Linked DNA regions of Homo sapiens: region 2 is linked to region 1. A link is an interaction called in ENCODE POLR2A ChIA-PET data of the cell type or tissue named here. Cell type or tissue: PC-9. All regions are shown on one strand. Links, peaks and the distances in the headings refer to the core of each region. The heading gives the core; the rest is flanking DNA.

Region 1 (4,387 bases), core at 292-4,291:
CCTGTGCACCCCACACAGGAGATGCTCAGAAAATGTTTGTTGAATAAGTGAATGAATGATTCTATAAGACTGCCCATTTCTTTCTTCATGTCTGATCAAAGAAAACTCAATCCTTGTATTATGAATAGCTAACAGTGAGAGAGTCAAAACCCAGATTAATGGACATTTACAAATTCCTGATCAAAAGTGATTTTATACAATTGCATTTTCCTGGAAGGAAGAACAGACTATGACCAAATTAACAAAATGATAAAAATAGCATAGGAAGGCTGGTTGCACCATGAATAATCATTGAAGGACTAAACTTTTGCCCTTGGGGTAATTTTAGAATTTGGGACTTCACTAGTATAGCAAGAAAATATTGAGTTCCGGGCCTGGTGCGGTGGCTCACGCCTGTAATCTCAGCACTTTGGGAGGCCAAGGCGGGCAGATCATTTGAGATCAGAAGTTTGAGACCAGCCCGGCCAACATGACGAATCCCCGCCTCCACTAAAAACACAAAAATTAGCTGGGCATGGTGGCAGGCACCTGTAGTCTCAGCTACTTGGGAAGCTGAGGCAGGAGAATCACTTGAATCCAGGGGGCGGAGGTTGCAGTGAGCCGAGATCGCGCCACTGCACCCAGCCTGGGTGACAGAGTGAGACTCCATCTCAAAAAAAAAGGAAAAGAAAATATTGAGTTCCTTTAAGTGAATTGACAGTAATGGTGTTTTGTTTAATACATAATATACTTAAGCTATATTTTCAAATTATTTTTATTATTTTCCAGATGCTTTTAAACAAAAATACAAATTCCTATGTCATAAAGCGTGGTCCATTGGCAAATGGAAATCAATAAGCAAGTGACAGTGAAGAAGCTATTGAAAAGAACAAGGACATAGGCCAGCCCCAGGTTGAATTCCAGCCTGGCCCACACTGGCTATGTGACTTTAGGCAGTGACTCAGTTCTCTGAGACCAGGCTTCCTCTTCTGGAAAAGCAGTATTTGCAAAATCCCGTGAGAAATCGACAAGATAATAACATTTGCAAAGAACCCACACTGCTCTGGGCACCATAAATAGTAACAGTAATGTGTAACAATAACATTCATCTCAGAAAAATGTGGCATCAGCAAAGAACTGGAAATGCTTGTTTTCAGGGTTAAAAAAATACCATTAGTGTTTCTTCACTAAATAAACTAGTAATTTTAGTAGCCCAATCTGGAGGCCTGTGGTTTAACAAGCAACTAATTAGAAACTGGTGCTCCCTAAGCGCTGAGTGACACCTGCTTTTAAAACTGTACCCACAGAGAGGAGTCGGGTGCAAGGGACAGTTGCTGGCTGTGCTGTCTCCGGAAAATACAGCTTAGGAGCAAATCCCAGATGATCTCTTTTAATAAAATCTTCTCTGAAAAATACATGGGTTAATAATATGAACAAAGGAGGTTTGCTGAGGTCCCATCAGTTTAATTCCACCCAGTATCAGATTATTCCTGCCAGGATGGGCTGTGAAAATAATGAAAGCAATAATTAAAAGTAAATTATGCAAATGGCAAGGGCAGGAATGGTAGATTGGGAGATTGCTCGGAAGGAAGAGTGATTTGATCTGATCTGTTCAAGGAGCCGACCACAATGATGCTCTTACCCACCCACTGAGCATGCCTCTGCCATTCCTCCTCTAAAGTGTCCACGAGGTCCTCCTCTCTGCCCACAGGGCAGATCTAAAGCTCCTTAACCTGGCATTCAAGGTCCTTTATAGTCCAAATCCCTGCCAATCCTTCCAAATTCATTCCCTCTGCTTCCTACACCACCCCTTCCATCTATACCGAACTACTTACAATTTTCCAAACTCACTCTACATTTAATGATTCCATTCAGGACAGTATTGGAGAGAAAATTTATTTTAAAAGTCAATGTCCATGTCCCTTAAAGAAAGTGATCCACAATTTAACAACCATGGATAAATCCTGCCATGGGAACTGAATCTCCCTGTGAAATTTCTGGAAATTACAAACACACTCCACTTCCCTGGAAAGTCACCCTTTCAAAAACTTATCCCTCTAAGTCACAGTCCTGAACATGGAGGTAAGATAGAATCGCCTCCCATCCACCCATCCTTCCTTCCATCTTTCGAAAATATAAAAAAAACTCTATGTGCCAGGCCCCATGCCAAATGCCAAGGGCATGAATGCATCCGATGTGGTTCTGAGCCTTGAAGAGCTCACAGGATGTTTAAACCATAAATCCAGCATTCCTTCTGCTGGGTTCATAACGGGCACTAAATAAGTATTTGTTGAATTAAGACAAACAGGTAAACTAATAATGACAATATAATACAGGAACTACTGTGCCAGAGTGGACACACAGAGTGCCCTGGGCCTGGGGGTGAGATGTGCAAAGGCATAGAGGCATCAAAAAGCGTGGCATGCTTGGGGGTCTCAACAAGCCGACAGGAGCTGGGGAATGAGATAGGGAGAGAATGGTGGGTAGAATCCCAGAATCCTTTGCTCCTGGGCCCCCTTCCCCTGGCATGACCTCATCAGTTTCCACTTAAGATCCACACAGGCACAAAACACGCACACAGCCCTCTGGTTTTGCCACAGCTCATGGCCGACTAGGCAAAGCAGGTGGGGCTTACAGAGGCAGGGGCTTTGACCACGGGAATCATACCTGGGGCCAGCCTTCAAGATTTAGGAAGACGAAAAAGTTCTTGTGCAAAAAACAGTTACCAGGTTACCACACAGTACAACAGGCTGGGAAGGCTATCCTGTAACCCCTGCTGTGTGCTAAGCCCGCTGACTTATTTTGGAGGTGACAGGCATGCTCACTACCCACAAGTGTCCGTCAGGACCAGTGGTCCTCAAACGTGATTTGCATATTTGAATCACTGGTGTTTCAAAGAGTGTTCTTTTAATTTTTTTAAAACCATGTTCAGGCTCCACCCCCAGAAATTCTGGTTTAATTGGTCTGAGGTGGAGCCCAGGCAGAGAAGTTCCCTATTGGTTCCAATATGCAGCTGAGCTTGAGAACCACTGTTTCTGGGATTTTCCAGGGTCCCCACTCAGCCTACCCCCATTCATTAGATCACCTGCTTGGCCCTGACAGCACTTGGGACCCCTGACCTCTGCCGCCTTCTCTGGTCCTCACTATCCCTCATGGTGTGGTCATGTTTAGCTCAATTTATACATAGAAACTCAGATTAAAGATCCTGTTCCAGGTAGCCCAGCTCTCAAGCAGAAAAATGGGGACTAAAACCAGGTATGTCCAGGTCTAACAACCACGTCCTTTCCACAGTGCTACGCTGCTTCCTTGCAGAGCTGAGCTCAAGCTGTCCATAAATATTCAGGAGTCTTTTGAGCTGGTTGTTAAAAACCACTGATAGCCTGAAATTAGCTGTGGTGGGAATATTTACACCATGGAAATAGACAAACACTACCCATCAGGAAGTGTTTTGTTTTGTTTTTTGAAACCAGTTTGCCAGCACACCTCTTAATTCCAAGGCACCAAGAAAAAAGAAAAAATATCAAATTATGTTCCTTCAATTTCAGGAAGCAGCTGTATCATGCATTTTAGGAAGATTTCAACTCCAAATAGTTAAAATTGAAAGAGCTTTTTGAGTTTAGAGAGATAAACCTCAAGTGTGCGAAAAATATACACCTGTAATTTTTATCAAGATGCCACATGGGTACAGATGCATTCTGCATGCTGCTATGGGTTGGGTGCATTTGACTTAAAGTCACTTAGTGTCAGTGAAAAAGGAAAATACAAGTGTAGAACAAGGTCCCTGGAAGTGCTCCCTATCTCAGCCACAGAGAGCATAATAGAAAATGTTCTCTGAAACAAGCCACCTGGCAGCCCACCTCTGCCTCAGATACCTTGATATGTGGAGTTTCAATATTGGAATGCTGGATGGGAGCCTCCTATTACAGAATAACAAGAGAGACTAACAGAAGTTACTTACCCCCCAGGATCTCCAGTACCCCCGCGGAGCTCAGCTTTAAGTGGTCCCCACTGAACAAAGAACTGTGACATTTCTCTCCCCAGCATGGTTCCTCTAACAGCAGGGCTCGATAGCTACAAAGCCTGGTTATGCTGGTGCCGTGCTTTTGGAGGATGGAAGGAGATTGTAAATTGAAAAGGAATAAAGAAAACTACCATTTACTGACTGTCTACTCTGCAACTAGGCACTGAGCTAGACACTCTCAGACCTGGCACTAGAATTGACACTTACTGAATAACTATTACATGTCAAGCCCTATTCCAGGCCCTTAGCTACATTAGCTCATTGCATCCTCTTAATAACCCTGTGAAGTGGCTCCAATCATCCCTATTTTACAGAGGAGAACATAGAGATGTAGATAGCTGAAAGCATTTCCTAAGTTAACACAACCGGAACATGGCAGGCAGGACC
Region 2 (4,387 bases), core at 76-4,075, 380 kb before region 1:
ACAAAATCAGACTCAACAACAGCTGGTGGAATGAATAAAAGAACAGAGGGGGCTTGCACGCGCTTTGCCGCCACACTGGGAATTTTGCAAACACAGGCGCCTTTTGACCCAGCAAGTTGATGTCTAGGGTTTTCTCCTAAGGAGATCAGTAGACAGATGCCCACAGAAGTACAGTCAAGATAGTCCTTGCAGCGTTGCTTGTCATCATGACTACTGGCAGCAACCTAGGTGTCCATCAATAGGGGATTGGCTCAAAGCAGGTGTGACACAGCCAAAGGGTGGAATGTTACGCAGCCACTAAATAGATGGGTCTCTTATCATAAAGGGAGGGAAGCAGAGCCTAGTGCCCGATGTTCAATACGATTAATCCCTGGAGGGTAGGAGCTCTGGTTGTACTTAAACATGTCTAATTCATAACAAGAGGGAAATGGATTGGGAGGTGGGAACTGTCAGGGTCATCCAAGTCTGTACCTTGACTGGTGAAGAAAGTGAGGCCCAGGGAAGCAAGACCCTCTCCCTAGGTCACAGCACTGCCTAGAGGCACAGCCAGAGTTGGGGTCCAGATCTTCTTCCCACTACTTCTGCTCTCAGCAGGTTCTGGGGGTACAGCCAGCCGAGTGAAGGGTGCATCCTGAGCCTCCATGTAGACCCTCAAGTTGAGTCCTTTCTTTTGGAGCCTCAGTTTCCTCATCTGTAAAATGGGCCCATGTTCTCCCACGCTTCCTTTACTAAGCTGGGGAGATGATAAAATTTGTATGAGGAAGAGCAGTGCCCTTTACTGAGTGCTTAGGACACACCCAGACCTGCCCTAAGACTTTGATGCACATTACCCCATTTCATCTGCACAATAACTATCTGAAGTAAGGGCTTGAGTAGCCCCATTCTGCCAACGCGACTCACAAGAGTTGAGTAACTCACCGAGTGGCACCCAGCTAGTTGGTGGCAGAGCCTGGATATAAATCCAGATGGTCAATTTCAGCCCCATCCTGCTAACCACCACATTCTATCTGAAAAGAGACCACGTGTGCATATGTACAAATGGACACGCAGATCCCCTGGGGCCTTGGAGGACTAGGGAGACCTGGACCTGAATCCGTCCACTGGCTAGTGGTCCAAGGACCTGATTTCCCCCTTCTGCCTCCTCAACCCCCAGTCTGCCCTACCCACTGATTAGAGCCAGGGAGCCTGGTGCCTGCAGCTAGCCTGGGTAGGGCCAGTCTCCCTGTAATTAAGGCAGCGGGAGGTTGGGAGCTGGGATCCCTGTCATCCGAGGTTGGGGAGGAGGGGTGACGAGTGACTGAAGGAACCTCCCTGTAGCCAGGCCAACCACGTCAGCAGCCACTGGCTGCTCTGGGCAGCAGTGGGTGGCCAGGAGCAAGCCCGGTGGGTTCTTACCTCTCTGCCACCCCTGGCCTGGACCCTCCTGTTAGCCTCCTGCCTTCACTCCCTGTCTCCCTGTATCTCCCTTCTCTAAATGTCTCCTCCACCCCAGCACCAGAGCCATGTCTCCAAAAACCAGGTCACCAAGGCTTGGCTTCTAGTGTTCCAGCCATGCTGTGGGGATAGAGGATTTCTCCTGCTTTCAGAGCAGAGCGTTAAGAAGGCTGCGGGGAGCCGCTTGCAGGAGCTCCCAGGCAGCCATTGAGAAGGAGGTCATTTCCCTGGAACAAATGCCTGCTGGGGCTGTGTGTCACCCTCTGGAACACGCCCACACCCCCAGGCTGGCACTCCAGGCCCTTTCTTGATCTAGCCCAAACCTGCTTATCAGCCCTGACTTCCTCCCAGTCACCTGTCATTTCCATTGTGTGTTACCTTCTTGCCTCCACGCCTTTGCTTGTGCCATTCCCTCTAACTGGGACGCCCTCACTTTTCCCTGCTTGGCCCATCAAATTCTGCTCTTCTTTCTCTGCCCAGTTCAAACACCTCCTCCTCTCGGCAGCCTTCCCTGGTTGAGCCCAAATGAAGCTGTCTCCCATAAGCCCACGGTACTGCCCTGTGGCTTGGGTGGGCTTGTGGGAGAGGAAGATGCAGATTTTTTTTTTTTTTTTTTTTTTTTGAGATGGACTCTCGCTCTGTCGCCCAGGCTGGAGTGCAGTGGCACGATCTTGGCTCACTGCAACCTCCGCCTCCCGGATATAAGTGATTCTCCTGCCTCAGCCTCCCAAGTAGCTGGAATTACAGGCACGCATCGCCACACCAGGCTAATTTTTTGTATTTTTAGTAGAGATATGGGGGTTCACCATGTTGGCCAGGCTGGTCTCTAACTCCTGACCTCAGGTGATCCGCACGCCTCAGCCTCCCAAAGTGCTGGGATTACAGGTGTGAGCCACCACGCCCGCCTAGGAGATGCAGATTGAATGCAGATTGATTGAGATGCATCTTTGTCCTCCCCACCATCCCAGCACCAAGGCTGTGCACTCTCTGGGGTCCAGACCTGCCCTGGTGGTCACTCACAACTGTGGCCTTGGTCAAGTCACATCACCTCTCTAAACTGCATTGTCCCCGTCTGTAAAATAGGAGAACCAGAGTTTCTCCTGGAAGGGACCATAGTGAGGAATGTATGAGACAATGTGGGCAAATACTTGAAATGGTGCTCACCTCTGGTGCCTGCTTAATAAATAGCACCCAGGGTTCCTACAGCTGTGGCCGTGGAGCCTGCATCTCCCTCTCCCCTGGTGGCTTCCCCTCTTTTACAAGGTCACCAGGGAGGCCTTCCCAGAGGACAATCCGGATCATGTCATTCTCACAGACCCTCCTCCAGGCAGGCCTGGAGTCATCCCCAAAGGCTCTGTCCAACCCACTCCTGCCTCTCTCCCTGGCTCCCCCGTCCCATCTCTCACCAGCCTCGCATCATTTGCTCTACTCCAACCACCTGGAACTTATTCGGGGGGGCACTGAACGCCCCACGCACCCTTTCACCTCAGGGCTATTGCACAGGTCACTCCCTCCTTCTGTACCTGGCTAACTCCTTCTCGTCCTTTAGGCCCCAGCTTACGTGCCCATTCCTCCAGGAGGCCTTCCCCGACCACCTCTTCCATCCAGGTGAGGCGCCCCTTCTCTGTTCCTGCAGCTCTTGCACCACACACTGCGCTGCAATGACCTGCTTTCCTGTGAGCTCCAAGAAGCCAGGCACTGTGCCTCGCTCCCTGCTGCAAACTCAGCACCGGGCACGGTGTCTGGTGCAGACTAGATGCTCAAAAAACATTTAGTGACTAACTGAATGGATGGATGAGTCAATTTCTGCATCCCCCACACTGCGGGAAATGTCTGTAGAACAGATTTGAGTGGGAGGTTCCAGCAGGGCCTGGGAGAAGCCCTTGGGGTTTGGGCACTGGGGGTAAACAGAGCAGACCCCCCAACCCCTCCCCTGGGGGGCTGGGCTCCCCGCTTCCTGCAAACCCCCTGGGCCCCAGAGCCGGCTTCCAGATGCTAAGCCCGTCTCAGCCTCACCTCTTAGCTTTTCCATCTGCACAGCCGGGCCAGATCCCCGCAGCCAGCATCACGGGCAGCCAGGCCAACCGTCCCGGCGTCTTCCTATTTTAGACATCTCGCTGCCTCAGTCCCTTCTAATGTTTCCAGCCAGGCTGCGGGGGGAGGAAAAAGAGGTTACTGCTACTTTAAATGTACTGTATGAAGGCGAGGGCTGGAAAGGGGCCTGCTTGCAGGAATACCCAGTCATCTAGTTGGAAAAGCCGCCAGATGGAATACAAAAGGAGGAACCCAGACGCTCATGGAGACAGCCTCGGTTCATAAATCAGGTGGGGCCAGGGGCTGGGGGCCCACACGCCATGGAGCCCGACTCCCTTCTGGACCAAGACGACTCCTACGGTAAGACGGTGCCAGCAAAGTGCAGAGTTGGGGGTTTCAGCCTCTCTGCTCAACAGACTTTTCTCTGCTATAGGAATCTGAGTTGAAGCAGGGAGGCAGTCAGGCATCTGGGCACTGTCTGGTCTTGGGACCCATGGGTGGGCATGGGTGCGTTGGGCTATGAGACTCAGGGCTGGAGGGTCCCTGGAGCGGGCAGCCCCTCAGACTCCAGGCATTGACAAGGTCCAGGGGAGGGAGAGAGAGTTTCTCAGCTGCTTCTGTTTTGCTCCTGGCCAAGAAGGAAAGGAAGGAAGTTTTGCAGCCCCCCTGCCTGTCTGCCTACCTCGCTGTTCGCCAGGCCTGCCCTGTGCTGTGGGGAATTCAATTAGTGCGATCCTGCGGATAAATATAGATGGAAGAGGCAACAGGAACATACCTTGTAATTAAAGGCCAGGGCTCATGCTGAAAGCACTCCCCGTGTGACAGGGCCCCAGTGGCTGCCACCGGAGAGCTGCCCAGGCCACTGGAAGCTCTGCATGCATTATTGGGGGAAAAGTTGCTCGGGACAGAGCCCATGCAG

Evidence for each region. Peaks named below come from ENCODE experiments on the same cell type or tissue, not always from the same donor. Only the 100,000 strongest peaks of a DNase experiment are listed, where the experiment ranks them.
Region 2: POLR2A ChIA-PET joins it to region 1 with 7 read pairs; 1 of 35 experiments calls an interaction of 5 or more read pairs at or near these places.

What each region holds. Positions count from the first base shown.
Region 1 is chr9:121,943,855-121,948,241 of GRCh38, forward strand. The region is part of intron 6 of TTLL11 (tubulin tyrosine ligase like 11); the gene reads right to left. Among named protein-coding and RNA genes, the nearest start is that of TTLL11, 150 kb to the right of the region's middle. In PC-9, for the core only: no CTCF peak of the experiment used is centred there; DNase peaks (open chromatin) are centred at 1,037 and 2,187; H3K27ac peaks cover 1,379 bases.
Region 2 is chr9:121,563,401-121,567,787 of GRCh38, forward strand. It overlaps LOC107987016 (a long non-coding RNA gene), which reads right to left and starts at 3,584. Exons shown (of 2, transcript XR_001746560.2): 1 at 3,451-3,584. It also overlaps a transcript of DAB2IP not described here. In PC-9, for the core only: no CTCF peak of the experiment used is centred there; DNase peaks (open chromatin) are centred at 861 and 1,671.